Regions from separate parts of the Homo sapiens genome. Here all the other regions are linked to region 1. A link is a contact called in ENCODE Hi-C or POLR2A ChIA-PET data. All regions are on one chromosome and are shown on one strand. The core of a region is the stretch at or near the end of the contact, and the rest is flanking DNA. Distances in the headings are between cores, read along the strand shown. Region 1 holds the start of PPP1R11 (protein phosphatase 1 regulatory inhibitor subunit 11). Region 2 holds the start of CCDC167 (coiled-coil domain containing 167). Region 3 holds the start of C6orf62 (chromosome 6 open reading frame 62).

What was found. Hi-C counts contacts between places; a loop is a spot of excess contacts on that map. ChIA-PET counts read pairs that join two places held with the same protein, here RNA polymerase II (POLR2A). Pooled maps may share reads with other maps.
Region 2: a loop to region 1 is called in a pooled map, with 3 times the contacts of the local background. The contact joins the promoter of CCDC167 here to the promoter of PPP1R11 in region 1. A Hi-C loop is called at or near these places in 1 of 50 pooled maps. POLR2A ChIA-PET finds 5 or more read pairs at or near these places in 2 of 52 experiments (OCI-LY7 and activated CD4-positive, alpha-beta T cell).
Region 3: a loop to region 1 is called in a map of dorsolateral prefrontal cortex, with 30 times the contacts of the local background. The contact joins the promoter of C6orf62 here to the promoter of PPP1R11 in region 1. A Hi-C loop is called at or near these places in 1 of 168 maps with a recorded cell type or tissue (dorsolateral prefrontal cortex) and 9 of 50 pooled maps. POLR2A ChIA-PET finds 5 or more read pairs at or near these places in 1 of 52 experiments (A673).

Annotation. Positions count from the first base shown.
Region 1 is chr6:30,065,680-30,068,638 of GRCh38, reverse strand. PPP1R11 (protein phosphatase 1 regulatory inhibitor subunit 11) reads right to left here and starts at 1,441. Exons shown (of 3, transcript NM_021959.3): 1 at 1,160-1,441; 2 at 1-49. The coding sequence starts at 1,228.
Region 2 is chr6:37,498,443-37,501,401 of GRCh38, reverse strand. It overlaps CCDC167 (coiled-coil domain containing 167), which reads left to right and starts at 1,509. Exons shown (of 4, transcript NM_138493.3): 1 at 1,509-1,580. The coding sequence starts at 1,539. RefSeq lists an enhancer at 1,317-1,516.
Region 3 is chr6:24,717,684-24,720,642 of GRCh38, reverse strand. C6orf62 (chromosome 6 open reading frame 62) reads left to right here and starts at 1,489. Exons shown (of 5, transcript NM_030939.5): 1 at 1,489-2,103. The coding sequence starts at 1,975. RefSeq lists a silencer at 276-445 and an enhancer at 15-808.

The DNA of each region.
Region 1 (2,959 bases), core at 192-2,691:
TTTTCTCTGGCTTCCGTTTCCGAAGTTTGATGGTAAGGCTCCGGTTCTCCTAGAAGGTTAAGGATGAGCATACCTATCTAGTCCCCTCTTACTAACCTTTCCCACTCCCTCCCAGGGAACCTCCTCTCTTTTCTTCTTTAGCTCAATCAGTACCATAGGCATAGCACCAGAGGAGCTGACAGAAGATAAAACAGAACAGGTCTTTTACCTCAGATAGTCCCTTGAGGAATAAGTATTATTTCCTGTTCTTATACCACCAGTATAAGAGAAGACACAATTCCTAACCTAGGAAAGGTCCCAGCAACTCTTCAAAGGAAAATATAATCCTTGCTGTTTCTCCGTCTTCCTCCCCAAATCATCCTTGGTAGTATTAATACATGAAAATTATTTTTCAGTCCCCAGCACCTAATCTTTGATCTCCCTTCCTTTTTCCAGATCCCCTATTCTTTTTCTCTTAAAAAAACAAACAAAACCTCTCTCATTCTCAAGCTCCAGCCCTCCCTACCTCTTATCCACCTATTCTCTGGCATCCTGGCATCTCTAGTAGCAAGTATTACTAATCTATTAATTACTAAACTTCCTTTAATCCAAGAGTATTAAGCCCAATGCAACCTTCTCCCTTTGAAGGCAACTTAACATGTTTTTGGATAAATACTTCTTGTTTCTCCATTTACATCTTTGCTCTCTGATTTCTCAAAATACCTCTTTTCATCTCCTTTTCTTGTTTCCTCATTCCTGCCACTTCCTTTTACATTCATCCATTCAATAAATATTTATTCGAATATCAATATTGATAATATTGATAAGTTGGCCTCCAACCATGCTTTCTTACACTACCTTTGATTTCCTCCCAACATCTTCCTGGCTCCTTAATCCTCAATTTCCCTTTCGTTTATTACTTACACACATAACCACCCCAAGCAGCAACACCTATATCCTAACTGTACCTCCCTATTACAAGTTCCTTGACCTGCCTCCTGCACCATCTCTGCCACTCCAAATAGCTCCAATACCTTCCGATTCTCCCAGCCCTAGATATTCAACCCCACACCTCCCATATCCCTAGGCCTAGCTCCTCCAACAACTCTTCTAATCCCTGTCCCCTCCCTCCCAGTATCTCCCAGACCCCTAAACAGCACCGCCCCCCCGCCTTTCTCACGGGCTCGGTTGTCACGGTAACCGTTGTCTCAGTGACGGTCTCGCTCAGCCCAGCCCCTGCCTCGGCCATGGCTAAGGCTCAGGACAGGGAGGAGAGGAGGAAGGGGGATGAGACACCCTTCCCTTTTTCTGTCGCTGAGGTCTAAGAGAAGCGGTATCGGATTCAGAGTGGTAGCCAGGATCCTCCACCTTCTTTATTCCCCCTCCTCCTGGGCCTCCGCTTCTCCACCCCTGGGGATAACCTGGCTAACCCCACTTCCGGCTCGCCGCTTCCGGGTGTGACGCATACTGCAGTCCCCCTTTTTCCCTTCCACGGCACCAAATGCGTCAAAGCGCAGGCGTCGCTGGATTAGTTCCGCCGTAACGTGACAGCGCGCAGGCGCTGAAAGAAAGAGAAACAAATTTGGCGGAAGGGGTGTCACTGCGGGTGTGGGTGGAGGAGGGAGAGTCTGGGGCAGCACGCGTACTCACAGCCTAGAGGAAGCAGGAGGGGCGCCCAGATGGGTATTGCCGGGCCAGACGCTGCAGAGTGGGTGTGGCGAGGGCGGAGTTGTGTGCACCAAGCTGAGTCCTGCTGCAGATTTCCGTTTGCCTTGTCTGGGTAGGTGGACCGGCGAGGAAGCTTAAGGAGCAATAGTAATGACCCTACCGTGGCCTATTTCCCTTTCCTTGTTTGGTCTGGGTTTCTCTAAAGAAAACGGGAAGTGGGAGCAGTTGGAAACACACTTAAGAGTCAAGCGATGTGGTTCTACCCCTCGCCCTGTGCCTGTAGGTGTTTGAGCAGTTCAGTTTAGTGCACGTTCAACGTCAGTTTTTTTCAGTCACTGTGCTACGCCTTGAAGATGGAGGCGCGTAAGACGCTCAGACCCTGCCTTTTAGCTCTAGTAGGAAAGACAGGCATGCTGAAAACTAACAAAAATATGAAACACTGGGGCATTAACAAATGCCATGTCTGATTTGTAAATCTGAATGTAGTTACATACTGCCAACATATTCGTTCTCTCTGGGGTGATGAGTAGGATGAAGCAGAGAAATGGTCGTAAATTACAGTATAGGCTATTTTATAAAAATATATGCACGTTTCTTAGAGAGCAAAAGAAAGTGGTAAAACAAGAACCAGGAAGGCCGACAAGTAGGTTTTTTTAGAAGAGCAGCTTAAAAAGTTGTAGATGTGTGCACTACAGGAAATGGAGTTTTGTACCGCTTGGATCTGAGGGAGTGCCAGATGAAGCTTGACAGGTAGGCAGTGGTTATATGGAAGAACCTGTATGCTTTGCTAAGAAATTAAGCTTAATCCAATCACTGTTATGGGCCAGAGAAAGGCTTAAAGTAGGGTAGAAACATGAACAGGTTTGTTTCAGATTTCAGGAGTGGGTCAGGAAAGTCAACTGCCAGAACAGTTCAAACGTACAGTGGGGAAGACTGCCCTGCCCATTCTCCAGGTTGCTGTGGGGGTCAAACAAGATAGCTATGTTTGAGAGCTCTGAATATATATAAAGGGCCACACAATTATATGATAATTATTACAGTAACCCCTTGATCACTATTTGAGCCAAGGAATGCGGGACCTGAGTATGCATTTGTTCCCCTTGAAAGTTTTTAGTTCAAACAGAAAAAAGCAAGATATAGTTCAGCATGTCTAGTCCATTAAAAAAACCAAACACATATATAGCAACACACATATACAGAGCCACATACATATACACAAGCACAGATATACAGTATAATTTGGTTATCTCTGTGGAGTAGGATTCCTTGTGACTTTACTTTTTTCTTTCTTTCTATGTAAGAATCTATTATA
Region 2 (2,959 bases), core at 260-2,759, 7.4 Mb before region 1:
CAGCCTCCCAAAGTGCTGGGATTGAGAGGTAAAGCCAGCTGGACTTCCTGGGTTGAGTGGGGACTTGGAGAACTTTTCTGTCTAGCTAGACAATTGTAAACGCACCAATCAGCGTTCTGTGTCTAGCTAAAGGATTGTAAATGCGCCAATCAGCACTCTGTAAAAACCCACCAATCAGCGCTCTGTGTCTAGCTAAAGGATTATAATGCACCAATAAGCACTCTGTGTCTACCTAGGGATTGTAAATGCACCAGTCAGTGCTCTGTAAAAACGCACCAATCAGCGCTCTGTGTCTAGCTAAAGGATTGTAAATGCACCAATCTGCACTCTGTAAAAATGCACCAATCAGCACTCTGTGTCTAGCTAAAGGACTGTAAATGCACCAATCAGCACTCTGTAAAATGGACCAGTCAGTGCTCTGTAACAGGGGACAAATAAGGGAATAAAAGCTGGCCATCCCCCAGTCAACAGTGGCAACCCACTCAGGTCCCCTTCCATGATGTGGGAGCTTTGTTCTTTTGCTCTTCACAATAAATCCTGCTGCTGCTCACTCTCTGGGTCCGTGCTACCTTTAAGAGCTGTAACACTCACCGTGAAGTCAGTGAGACCAAGAACCCACCTGAAGGAACCAACTCCAGACACAGGATTACAGGCCTGAGCCACCGTGCCCGACTTTGTTTTTTTTTAATTAAATAGGCAAGAATACAAAATAACAGAGTGCATTACAGGAGGTAAAGGTACTTACTGTGAAACTTTGGTTTTGGTTTCATGGGTAACTGGGCCATGGTATAAAATACATTTTTTTATCGTAGGGTCACAGTCAAAACATTTCAAAGGCCGTGGGTCTATGGTGTACAGTATAGTACGATTACAACAATGTAAAATACTGTGTGTGAGGCCAAGCCTGGGAGGAATAAACAGAAGCAAAGAGGAACTGATAAAGTTGGTAGAATAAAGGATGCTGCTTCTCAGTTATATGTTTTCTGTGATGTTTGTAGGTTGTTCTTACAATAAAACAAACCAAAAAAAAAAAAAAAAAGAAGTCAAGACACAAAGGAGAAATAACAATAGAGGGCCATTATCAGATTCCATTGGCCGAGAAGCTCAAGGCTCCAGCACCGGCCTTGAAGGATGGACAGACTTTGAATGGGGGGCGTGGCCTAAACAGGGACGGGGTTGTTGCTGAAACACAAAACACACTGAAAGAGAACATGGGGTTAAAAAAGGCTCTCAGTGATGCAAAGCGGCTTAAAACTGGGGAAGAAAGGGGCAGGTCTACTCCCGGGCTGTACATTCTGCCTCCCTGTACCGACTTTTCCACCCTCCACCCATCTAGGCTGAGGTCTCAAGCTAGAGGTTGCCCCTCATAAACATGTCCGCACCAAGCCGGCCGCGCCCCTCAACAAGATGGCGACGGCAGCAGCCCCACCTCCCGCTGACTCGGTGGCCAATGAGGGAGAAGCACGAAGACTTGAGCATGCGCACATAGCGACTTGGTGGGCGCGTCCAGTGATGACTGGGGGATCCCGGCAAGTAACATGACTAAAAAGAAGCGGGAGAATCTGGGCGTCGCTCTAGAGGTGAGGGGAAAAGTGGGGGTTGGGCCACCTCGTTAGTTGCCTTCTCCTGGCCGCGGGATAAGGGATAGGCTGGGCTATAGATAGGAGGAGGAGCCAAGCGTAGGATGAGAGGGCGACGCGGTTTGGGGAGAGGGACGGGAGGGGTGAGAAGGCCCACGGGGTTCCCGGAGGACAGGGAGCCCGAGGAGGTGCCGGATGGGCGAACCAGACTCTCTGGAGAGGGCATCTCCAGAGAGGAAGAGACATGGAAGTGAAGGGGAGCCCCAAAGACGGCCTGGCATAGAAGTGAGGGAACTCAAAGCGGGGGACACAGAACAAAAGGGATGGGTACAGAGGTGAGGGAGACCCCAGAGAAATAGGGACCTGTAGAATCTAAGGAGAACTCCCAAAGGGCTAGGACTCAAAGATGAGGGAGCCCATTCTGGTGTATATTATTAATGGTTTAAATATCCTCTAAAAGGGGAAATTTTTCCTCCGGAGTATGGAAGCTTGTACCTTCAAAATTACTTTGGGAATATGTAAAGAGAATTCTGGAATTGGTGATGTCACTGAATGGCTTAAAAATAATTTGCTGCATATAGAAGGGAAAGAAAACATACATACTGAGCAACCGCTATGTGCTACTTTCATTGCATTGTTAATCCTCACTGCAAGCCTGTGAGGTTTGTACAGATGAGGAAATTGAGGTTCCAGGTGGAACCCAGGCTGAGATGGTGGAAGTGGTGGAGCCTGGGAATCAAGCACAGGTGGTCTTCCTGGAAATTCATCTTGCTTCCCCTGTTTTCCTTCCCTTAGGGCATCCTCCCGGAGGTTGCAGGAGAGGTACAGGGTCATAGTCTTCTTCAGGCTTACTAGTGAGTTCAGTGATTCTCAAACTTTAGCATGCATAGAGTCACAGGGCTTGTTAAAAATGGAGAGTTGAACTCTTCCCACACCCCGAGTAATTCAGTAGGACTTTGATGTGCATTCTTAACAAGGAATCTGCTTTTTTTTTTTTAAGACAGAGTCTCGCTCTGTTGTCCAGGCTGAAGTGCAGTGGCGTGATCTCGGCTCACTGTAAACTCTGCCTTCTGGGTTCAAGCGATTCTCGTGCCTCAGCCTCCCGAGTAGCTGGGATTACAGGCACGTGCCACCATGCCTGGCTAATTTTTGTATTTTTGTAGAGACGGGGTTTCACCGTGTTGGCCAGGCTGGTCTTGAACTCTTGACCTCAAGTGATCTGCCCGCCCGCCTTAGCCTCCCAAAGTGCTGGGATTACAGGCATGAGCCACCACAGCCGGCCAGAATCTGCATTTTTTTTTTTTTTACAAGCCACACACACCCCATGGTGATGTGGGTAGTTTTAGTGGCATCCCTTGAGAAATATTGGCCCACTTGGT
Region 3 (2,959 bases), core at 240-2,739, 5.3 Mb after region 1:
TGCTTGAACTGAAATAACTTTATTTTGGGGGGTTACTTTGCTGACCCTTAGCGCAGGGCTTCCTTTCCCTTCCCCCTCCGCCGCCAGTACCAATCCAACTCCCCATCTTTCTCTTTGTTTTTCCTCTTTTTCTTTTTCTCTCCCTGTTGCCGCTGTCTCCGCGTCCTTCCCCTCCGTTGCCGCCCAGGGCGCCGAGCCAGACTATGGGTCCCAGGTGGGGGCTGAGCGGCGGCAGCAGCGCGGGCGGTCCAGTCACGGTGCGCACTGCAGCGGGGATGGAGGGGCTCAGTTGGCTGGTGGTTTTCTCTTGACATGGCTCCTGCCCGTGCTACCAGCAGCGCCCCCGCCGCCGCCGCCTCTTCCGCCGCCGCCACCGCTCCGCCCGCAGGCTGCGGCTAGAGGGCCCAAACCCCGCCCTAGAGTCGGTCCGTGAGTCCCGGGCTCCGCGGGGACAGGGAGGGGATTTCCCCGTCACCCACCCCGCCCTAGCTGCCTCAATTCCACCCCCTGCCCCTCGGGAAACAACTAACGACCCCACCCTAAACAATCCAAACTCTGGAAACATGGTCTGTTCAACGTGAGAGAGAGCTAATCCGGGAACTTAATTTTTTGGGGGGAGGGTGGGTGGGCTTACTTTAGAAGTAATATTAACACAATTATTTTCTTTTTTTCCCCCACTGAACCTTCCCATTTACCCTCTCCCGCCCACTCCACCCGGGCGGGAATTGTTTCCACGATGAAATGAGTGAAAACCTGAGTGATCCTGTGTCTCCCGTGGTGCGAGTGAGTCGCTGCCGCTGAAGGCAAGGGGTGGGGGTGGGACCTGCGGGGGTGGAAGGCAGGTGGTCTCCGGGCACCGCCTGGGATTTGGGAGAAGAACCCGCCACCTTTGCCTCGGCAATGCTCACAAGAAGATAAATCGCACTCCCCACCATTTTGAACGGGGGCAGATCCACAGGGAAGTCTCCCTTGGGGAATGTAGGACTAGTTGCAGGCTGGGGGTGTTGGGAACCCGGGCATTAATCAGGTCTAACCACAGAGCCGGAATAATTAATACCGTATTATATACCCCTTTTCCTTCTGCCGTCATGATTCTCCTTGGCAGCAGCGTTAGCAGCCGCCTGAGGGTGAAAATGTGGGTGATGGGGAAGTTGGTAATGACTCCGCTGTTTTTTCTCATGGCTCCTTTGGGCCACAGCTGCCCGCCCCCGGTATACACTGTAGTTGATTGCAGGGAAACCCTGTACCTCTCCCTTTCCTTCTCTACCGATTTTGCACTTTTCTCTATGCTCACCACCAAGTGTAATCAATAACAAGCACTGACAATACATAGCAATAGTGAAATCTGAAATAACTAAGAATTAGGTACTACAGCCATGGAGCTGGCTGGGTAAAATCTAATTGGATATTTCAGTTTCATTCACCTACCCTGTTTTGGTGTTTGGTTTTGGTTTTGGTTTTGGTGAGTTTTTTTTTTTTTTTTTTTTGGAAAGCAAGGATCACACTTCCCCCTCCCTGTTCCTTAATCCCTTTTCTAAAAAGGGGGGAAAATCCGGATGGATTTTAGGGATTGGTCTGGTGTCAGCTGTGTTTTATTGCACACCTAAATCCTGATTATAGGCTTTTCATTTCTCCGCAAAGCCTTTATTTTGGCAGTTAAGCCAAATGTGTTTTCCAGAAAGTTAGTTATTTTCTCCTCTTTCTTTCCTTTCTTTCCTCCCTTTTTCCCGTCTGACCCCAAACGTTATTGTCCAAACATGACTGGACAGCAGCTTTTGTTTCTTGACCCTGTAATATGACAGTCTGCTAATATTGACAGAAGGTGCAGTTTTTGGGTTATAGTCGTGATTTTCGCTAATCAATCATATTAGCAGGAAAAAAAATGACTTGTTTCTGTTGTACTTGAGTCTTAAGAAAAAGTGCCCATAGTTTAGTGACAATTTCCAAAGGCTTTAGTACCACCTGTATTTCAAAATGGGGGACCCAAACTCCCGGAAGAAACAAGCTCTGAACAGACTACGTGCTCAGCTTAGAAAGAAAAAAGAATCTCTAGCTGACCAGTTTGACTTCAAGATGTATATTGCCTTTGTATTCAAGGAGAAGGTAATTTAAAGTTCTTAATGGTGAATTAGCACAAGTAATTTTTGTAAGTGTATATTATTTGTTACTCTTAAATTATTATGAATATTAGGTTAAAGAGTGGTTGAAAAAAAGTCTGCTTTGTATGCTCTGTTTTTTCACCCTTAGGGGTGATTCTGTGAATTGAGCAGTTGCAGCATGCGAAAAGACCCTTGAGCGTTCTTTGGTTTGGAAATAAATTTGAGTCTGAAGCTTAGTAGTAGTATACACTGAGTTGACATGGGGTGGGCAAGATTACAAAATTTTATATGGAGTTAACATGGGAAACCTTATGATGGAATTTAAAGATTATCTAATGTAGAGTATAAATAAGATGGTTGAAAGTGTGAAATTGTAATCAGACTGTTTATATGCTAAAGTTTATCCTGTTTCTTAAACTGCGTAATGTAGGTAACCTTTTCTCTTACATTTAATGAAGTAGAATACACCTTTTAGGAGCAATTAAATACTGAAATGGTTAATTTGTGTTTAGAAGTGTGATTTTCTTTTTTACTTAGAGTTCATTTTGCCTTGTATAGAAGTACAGTTTTTAAAAACTCAAAATGACCTAGAGGAAGTTTCATTTTTAGGGGCGGTGGAGGTCTTAATCAGAATTAGTTCCGCAGTTAAATAGCAAACAGTAAGTTGTGAGTAGTCAAGGATGGGATGATAAGAGCAGTATTTTTTGCAACTTAAAATGAACATTTTCTTAAATTATCAGCAAGGCTTATTTGACCAAAGATGAGGTTATGAATGTAAGGAAGTGCTACTTGGATTTTGGTGCTTAAATTGTTAGCTAATTTCAGATCAGAAATACAATCTTAGTGTGGTATCTATTAAG